Regions from separate parts of the Homo sapiens genome. Here region 2 is linked to region 1. A link is a contact called in ENCODE Hi-C data. All regions are on one chromosome and are shown on one strand. Each heading gives the region's core, a stretch centred on a gene start or an enhancer-like site at or near the end of the contact. The rest is flanking DNA. Distances are from core to core; before and after follow the strand shown. Region 1 holds the start of RRAGB (Ras related GTP binding B). Region 2 overlaps LOC124900486 (a long non-coding RNA gene).

What was found. Hi-C counts contacts between places; a loop is a spot of excess contacts on that map. Pooled maps may share reads with other maps.
Region 2: a pooled map shows a loop between it and region 1 (15-fold over the local background). The contact joins the enhancer-like site here to the promoter of RRAGB in region 1. A Hi-C loop is called at or near these places in 5 of 37 single-sample maps with no recorded cell type and 5 of 50 pooled maps.

Annotation. Positions count from the first base shown.
Region 1 is chrX:55,716,037-55,719,414 of GRCh38, forward strand. RRAGB (Ras related GTP binding B) reads left to right here and starts at 1,713. Exons shown (of 10, transcript NM_006064.5): 1 at 1,713-2,383; 2 at 3,278-3,311. The coding sequence starts at 2,292. RefSeq lists enhancers at 1,842-2,041, 2,202-2,331.
Region 2 is chrX:56,066,834-56,070,211 of GRCh38, forward strand. All of the region lies in intron 1 of LOC124900486 (a long non-coding RNA gene), which reads left to right. It also overlaps a transcript of KLF8 not described here. Among named protein-coding and RNA genes, the nearest start is that of KLF8, 160 kb to the right of the region's middle. Within about 2 kb of position 1,503, at least 2 of the 41 ENCODE cell types and tissues checked have a DNase peak (open chromatin) inside an H3K27ac peak, as active enhancers do.

The DNA of each region.
Region 1 (3,378 bases), core at 463-2,962:
GGGCAGGCTGTGGGGCTCCGACCCCATGGCAACCTCTAGGGGTGAATATAACATTTGGGTGGGAAGGCAGGAGTGCCTATCCTCACCTAGGTCCATGGGCACAGGCCCCAGGGTGGAGCCCTAGCCACGGACCCGCCTTTCTCTGCCCAGCACTTTCCTGCCCCGCTCCTGTATCATAAGCTGGTGCATCTGAATGCAGGGTCTGCAAAACATATCAAACAGTGATCTTAGGTTTTAAAACAGTGATGTTATTCCTGGGAGCAATTTGGGGAGGTTCAGACTCTTGCAGCTGGAGGCTGCATGGCCCCTGAATTGTAATTTCTAATCTTGTAATCTTGTGGCTAATTTGTTAGTCCTGCAAAGGCCGACTGGTTCCCAGGTAAGAAGGTTTTTTTGTTTTTTTGTTTTTTTTTAGTGGGGGGCAGCGGGAGGGAGAAAGGGCTATTATCAATTTTGTATCAGAGTTAAACTATAAACTAAATTCCTTCCCAAGGTTAGTTCGGCCTACGCCCAGGAATGAACAAGGACACCTTAAAGGTTAGATGTAAGATGGAGTCGGTGAGGTCTGATCTCTTTCACTGTCATAATTTCCTCAGTTACAGTTTTTGCAAAGGCAGTTTCAATAATAGTACTCTGTTTCCTGCAGTTTCTCTTCCTTCCTTCCCTTTTTTTCTTATCAAAGTAATATATGTACACACTTACGTGTAAATAATACATGTAGTATATCATATATTAATTATAAATAATATAATTAAACTACACATTTATTTAAAATAACATATTTATAACATATTATTTAAGTATTAGTTGATTATATTAAATATAATTAAATGTCATATTAATCTTATTATTATATATCATTTATACATTATAGAAATATATATAGCACAGAAGGGCTTCAGATAAAAAATAATAGTCCCCTGACATATCACGTCCTATCCCCTACCCCATTCTCCAGAAGGAACATCTTTGAACCCCTCTGGGCATTTTTCCTGGTGTGCATATCCCTACCAGTAGTCTTTCTGTTCTCAATTCTAGACTTCACTTATTTACAGATGGGGTCTCGCTATGTTGGCCAGGTTGGTCTTGAACTCCTGGCCTCAAGTGATCCTCCCTCCCCAGCCTCCCAAAGTGCTGGGATTAAAGGCATGACCCACCACTCCCAGCCCTAGACTTTATTTATTGACTTCTTACTATGGTACTTCCTTCACTTCCTGTTTTAAACAAGTGGGAAGATGAATGTGTGTGTTAAAATTCCTGATGAATCCCTGGTTTCAGCAATAACGATAATTTATACAGTATTTGCTATGTGGAAGACACAGTTCTAAGCGCTTTGGATGTATTAATCATTTAATTACAAACTCGATTGCAAGAATTAACAATAAAAAGCAGGAAGGCAAAGACAATGCTCGGTCTTCCCAGTCAAAAACCATTACCGGTAACCAGCAGTAAAAAAGAGAAGCTCAGAGGCACTGAAATTGCAACCGGCTCCTTTAATTCTCCATAGCGGATGGGTGGGGCCAGGCCCACCCACATTAGAGAGGCTGAAGGCTCCCAGCGCCCTACCCCGCCCGAGGGGCGGAGCCTGAGCCAAGGCCACGTGATGATGACAGACGGCACTCTGGCTTTCCTGGAGCTGTCTCTATGGTATTCTTCCCAGCCCACCCGTCCCTTTGGTAGCGGCAGTCACGTGACAGACTCCGGGGTAAGGCAGATGCCCACGTGATCCTGGCCTGCAGTTGGGTGGCTGCGGTGAGATACCTGGGTTCCTGAAGGGCGGGTGGTTAGGTCGTAACTACTGCCCCCGCCGGCTGACTCTCCGAGCGGCCGGGCTCGGAAGCCACGAGCCAGCTGAGGCGTTCTCCGCTTAGTGCCTACGGCATGGGTCAGCTCTTTCTGCCACCTCCGCCTTCGCGGTCCTCACCTCTTTGCGGGTGAAGTTACCTTTGGGTTTCCAGACCTTGGGGGCCTGAGGCCCAAACTCGGGACGAACCCCTAACCCACCTCTCTTTTCCTGTCATTCTCCAACTCTTACTTTGTACCACGGAATCACTTGGCCTTAAAGCTAGCCAGCTCGGCCGTGCCTTGAGGCCAGGTTCGAGAGATAAAGGTAACCGTGGGGAAAGCGGCCCCCCAGTGGACAAAGGCGGAGGCAAGAATAGAGCAGGCCTGAGGGCCATAGGCGATGAGAATAGGCAGTTGAGGGGTGAAAAAGAAAACAAACAAACAACAACAACAAACCCTGAAGAGTACTGAAGATTTAGAAGGGACTGGAAAGGACTTGTTGCGCAATGGAAGAATCTGACTCTGAGAAAACGACGGAGAAAGAAAATCTGGGGCCGAGAATGGATCCACCACTAGGGGAACCGGAAGGATCGCTTGGGTGGGTGAAGGGTATTTGTGAAACCTGGAAGTGGGGGTGTTCAAATTGAAGAGAGTATTGTGAATTAGAACACTTCTCCCCACCCCGCACCATGATAAATTGCTTTGATTTACCAGTAATGTTGATTGGGATTATGCTTTGGACGACAGGATAAACTGGAAAGCGAATTGGTGCTAACTGATCAGAAACAACCCTTGGGAAGGGGCTGATATTCCTGGTGGTGGTGCTGGGGGAGTGTTCTAATTAAAGCAGTTATGAGTTGCTTTGAATTATCAGTAAAGGAGATTTGCTGTCACCAGGTTGGGGATGGAAAGACTAGAAAGAAGATTTGCATTTCCAGGTCAGAGCTTGAGGGTGTTTTCTGTGCCAATTTGTACCTGAATTTGAGACTTACATCTACTTTGTGTCTGTGATGAGTGAAATAGGGCTTGGAAGGACAGCTGAAGGACTAAAAAGATACTTCCAGATTTTAAAATTAGGAGGCTGAATGTTTTTTATACATAGAAGATATTCAATACTCAGTCCTCAAGTAGAGGATATCAATATATTCTGTTTTTTTAGAAATAGAAGATATTGTTTGATTAAAGCAGCTGTGTTGCTTTGATTAAGATGATGAAAAATTGAATCTTGAATTTTAATGGCTCATTTGTATTCCTAAATAAATCTTCCTAGGAGTTCTCTCTTGAACTTCTAATTAGGAGATAGAGAGTATACACACAGTTTTATAATTTAGGAAAATGGGACCTCTATTCATCTGAGGTCCCACACACACAGCTGTACTCAGCCGTTGTACTAAACATGCTCTTTTGTACCTCCATGTTTATTTATACTTCATTAATTTCAATTTCTAAGGGAATTGGATCATGGAAACTGTTTTTTGGTTTATATCTGCAGGTGGGTGCTACCAAATACAGCCATGAAGAAAAAGGTAAGACGTGTTAGATACGTCAAAACCATGAAGGTAAAGGTAAGAAGTTGATATTCAGGAACTTTGT
Region 2 (3,378 bases), core at 253-2,752, 350 kb after region 1:
GCTTCTTCTGTGGAGCAGTGTCACAATGTGTTCTCCAGGCCACTCCCTACATTAGTCTCCAGGCCTACAAGGGCCAAGGGGCTTTACAATGGTTAGGATTGCAGAAGATCATGCTGGGAATTTGGACTGCTGGCAGCCTTTCACTTTCCATTAACTGAAGATCCTTTCCAGGCTCCAAGCCAATTCTGACCAAGCAGACTACCTTGCTTCTCTCTCCTCCCTTGCCTTAAATGTTTTCTGTCTTTTTTCTGTTAAATTTCAGCATTCTGTCTTAGGTGATCTCTTCAAGATGATACTGTCTACTCACTAATTTGGTTTTGTGTGGTAGAAGCTTTAAGGTGGCTGACTAGAGGCATCCAGTACTCACGTCTTCCATTCGTCTTTGTGGAGTACGTGAGTACCAGATGCCTCTAGTCAGCCATCTTAAAGCTTCTTCCCAAAAAAATTTTGAAATCCCCTTGAACTCTTGTAGCCAATAGGTCAGGCCTATTTTTTTACATATCAGATTTTTGTTATTTTTCATTTGAATAGTGTCTAGGAACTCAGAATGGTTTTGGAAGCTTTTAATCTGAGTAATTGGGTCATTTTTACCTGCATGAGAGGCAGTGCCTAGATGGTAGACTAGAGGCAGCTCATGTGTGCTGTTCTCAAAGAAAGGAAACAAAAGGGCTAGTGAGCACTAACTCTGCAGGTTGATCTTCTGAGAAACCAGGTCAGGATCCATCAATGCAGCAGGGGAACACAGAGAGCAGAGGATCAAAGCTGGTCAACAGCCAGCCTGGACTCAGCAGAGAGCCAGGAGAACCTCTCTAATATGAGAAAGAGTGAGTGAGAGCACCTAGGGAGATTCACACTCCAACAGGGACCTGTGCAAGACTAGGAATGGGAGAATCCCCCTTCCCCCGTCCCCCTCCTACACTTCTAAGACTGAGGCAGAAAACTGTTCAGACTTTTTCACAGGCAACTCTCGAGTCCAAGGGGACTTCTACAAGCCTTGGGCCCTAGAAAACACCAGCACTTGCACCATAGCTCCAATAGAGGCCAAAGTGGCAGTATCTGGGAGCAGTAAGATTGCTTTACTTCCCCTTGCTGGAAGAGGCTCAGCACCAGCTTCTAGCCTAGCGGTCCTACTTTGGCTTGAATTCGGCCAGCTATTTCACCCACCTTGCCAATGGTAGCCAAAGTGGAAATGCCTGATATAGCCTTCAGCCTCATGGTCTCCCTTTTGTGTGAACTCAGCTTTAGGGTGAAGCCTCCTGATGTTCTAGGAGACATTCTGACAGCAGGGCACATGACCCCATCCAGCCACACCACTGATAGCCAGAATGTCAATGCTTGCTAGAGCTTCTGGCCTAGTGGTCTTGCTTTTTTGTGAACTCAGCTGGATGGTGCCACTTCCTGTTGTCCTGGAAAATACCCGGATGGCAGAGTGTGTGACCCCACCTGCCCTGCCACTGGAAGCCAGGTGGGCAACACCTGTTAGAGCTTCTGGCCCGACAGCCCACTTCTGTTTGAGCACAGTTAGAGGGTGCAGCTTCCTGTTTTACCAAGCAACACCTGGATGGCAGAGCACATGACCCCACCCGACTCTGCCACTGGAAACCAGGTGAGCAACACTTCCTAGAGCTTCCTGCTCAGTGGCCCTGATTCTGTGTGAACTCAGCTGGAGCACACAGCTTCCTGTTGTTTTGGTGAACAACCAAATTTTGGAGTGTATGATTCCACCCACTCGCACCACTGGCAACCAGGCAAGCAATGCCTGCTATAACTTTTGCCCCAACAGCTTCGTTTCTGTGTAAACTCAGCTAGAGGTCACAGCTTCCTGTTGTCCCAGGAAACACCTGGATTGCAGAATGTGTGACCCCACCCACCCCTGCCAATGGTAGCCAGGCAAGCAATGCATGCTAGAGCTTCCAGCACAGCAGCCCCGCTTCTGCGTGAACTCAGCTGGAGGACACAGCTTCATGTTGTCCCATGAAACATCCAAATGGCAGAGTACATGACCCTGCCTGCCCCCACCACTGATAGCCATGCAGGTAATGCTTGCTAGAGCTTATAGGCCAGCAGCCCTGCTTCTTTCTAAAGTCAGGTGGAAGTCCCAGCTTTGTTATCCTGGGAAACACCTGGTCAGCCATGCACATGACACTCCACCCACCCTGACCACTATTAATGAAGCAGGTAACACCTATTAGAGTTTCTAGCCCAGCAGCCTCACTTCTGTCTGAACTATGCTGGCATGCACAGCCTCCTGTTGTCCCAGGAACCACTCAGATGGCAGGAGAGGTGACCCCACCCACCCATGCCACTGACAGCCAAGTGGGCAATGCCTATTAGAACTTCTGGCTCAGCTGTCCTGCATCTGTGGGAACTCAGCTGGAGTGTGCAGCCACCTGTTGTCCTGAGAAACACCTGGATGGCAGGGTGCATGACCCCACTGATCTAATCCCTGCCACTGAGAGCCAGGAATGCAATGCCCACTAGAGCTTCTGACCCAGTGGCCCTGCTATTGTGTGAGCTCGGTTAGAGGGTGCAGCTTCCTGTTGTCCTGAGAAACACCCACCCTGCTGTCCCCCACTACTAGTAGCCAGGTGGGATATGTGTATTAGAGCTTCTGGCCCAGTAAGCCCGCTTCTGTGGAAACTCAGCCGATGGGCACAGCCTCCTTTTGTCCCAGGAGGTACCCAGACAGTAGGGATGGCATCCCCACCCACCCCCACTGCTGGTAGCCAGGTGAGTCATGCCTGATCGAGCTTCTGGCCCAGCAGTTCTACTTCTGCCTGAATTTGCTAAGGGGTGCAGCCCCCTATTGCCCTGGAAACACCCAGATGCCAGAGCAGTCAACTCCACCCACCCCCATCTCCTGTAGCCAGATGTGCCACATCCCCTAGAGCTTCCAGCCCAGCAGTCATGCCCGGCTTCCTGCCCAGCAGTCTTGCCCGGCTTCCTGCCCAGCGGTCTTGCCCAGCTTCCTGCCCAGCGGTCCTGCCCAGCAGTCCTGCTTCAGTGTGACGATTCCTCAAGGATCTAGAACCAGAAATACCATTTGACTGAGCAATCCCATTGCTGGGTATATACCCAAAGGATTATCAATCATTCTCCTATAAAGACACATGCACACATATGTTTATTGCAGCACTATTCACAATAGCAAAGACTTGGAGCCAACCCAAATGCCCATCAAAGATAGACTGGATAAAGAAAATGTGGCACATATACACCATGGAATACTATGCAGCCATAAAAAAGAATAAGTTCATGTTGTTTGCAGGGACATGGATGAAGCTGGAAGCCATCATTCTCAGCAAACTAACACAGGAACAGAAAACCAAACACAGCATGTTCTCACTCATTAGTGGGAGTTGAAAAAGAACACATGGA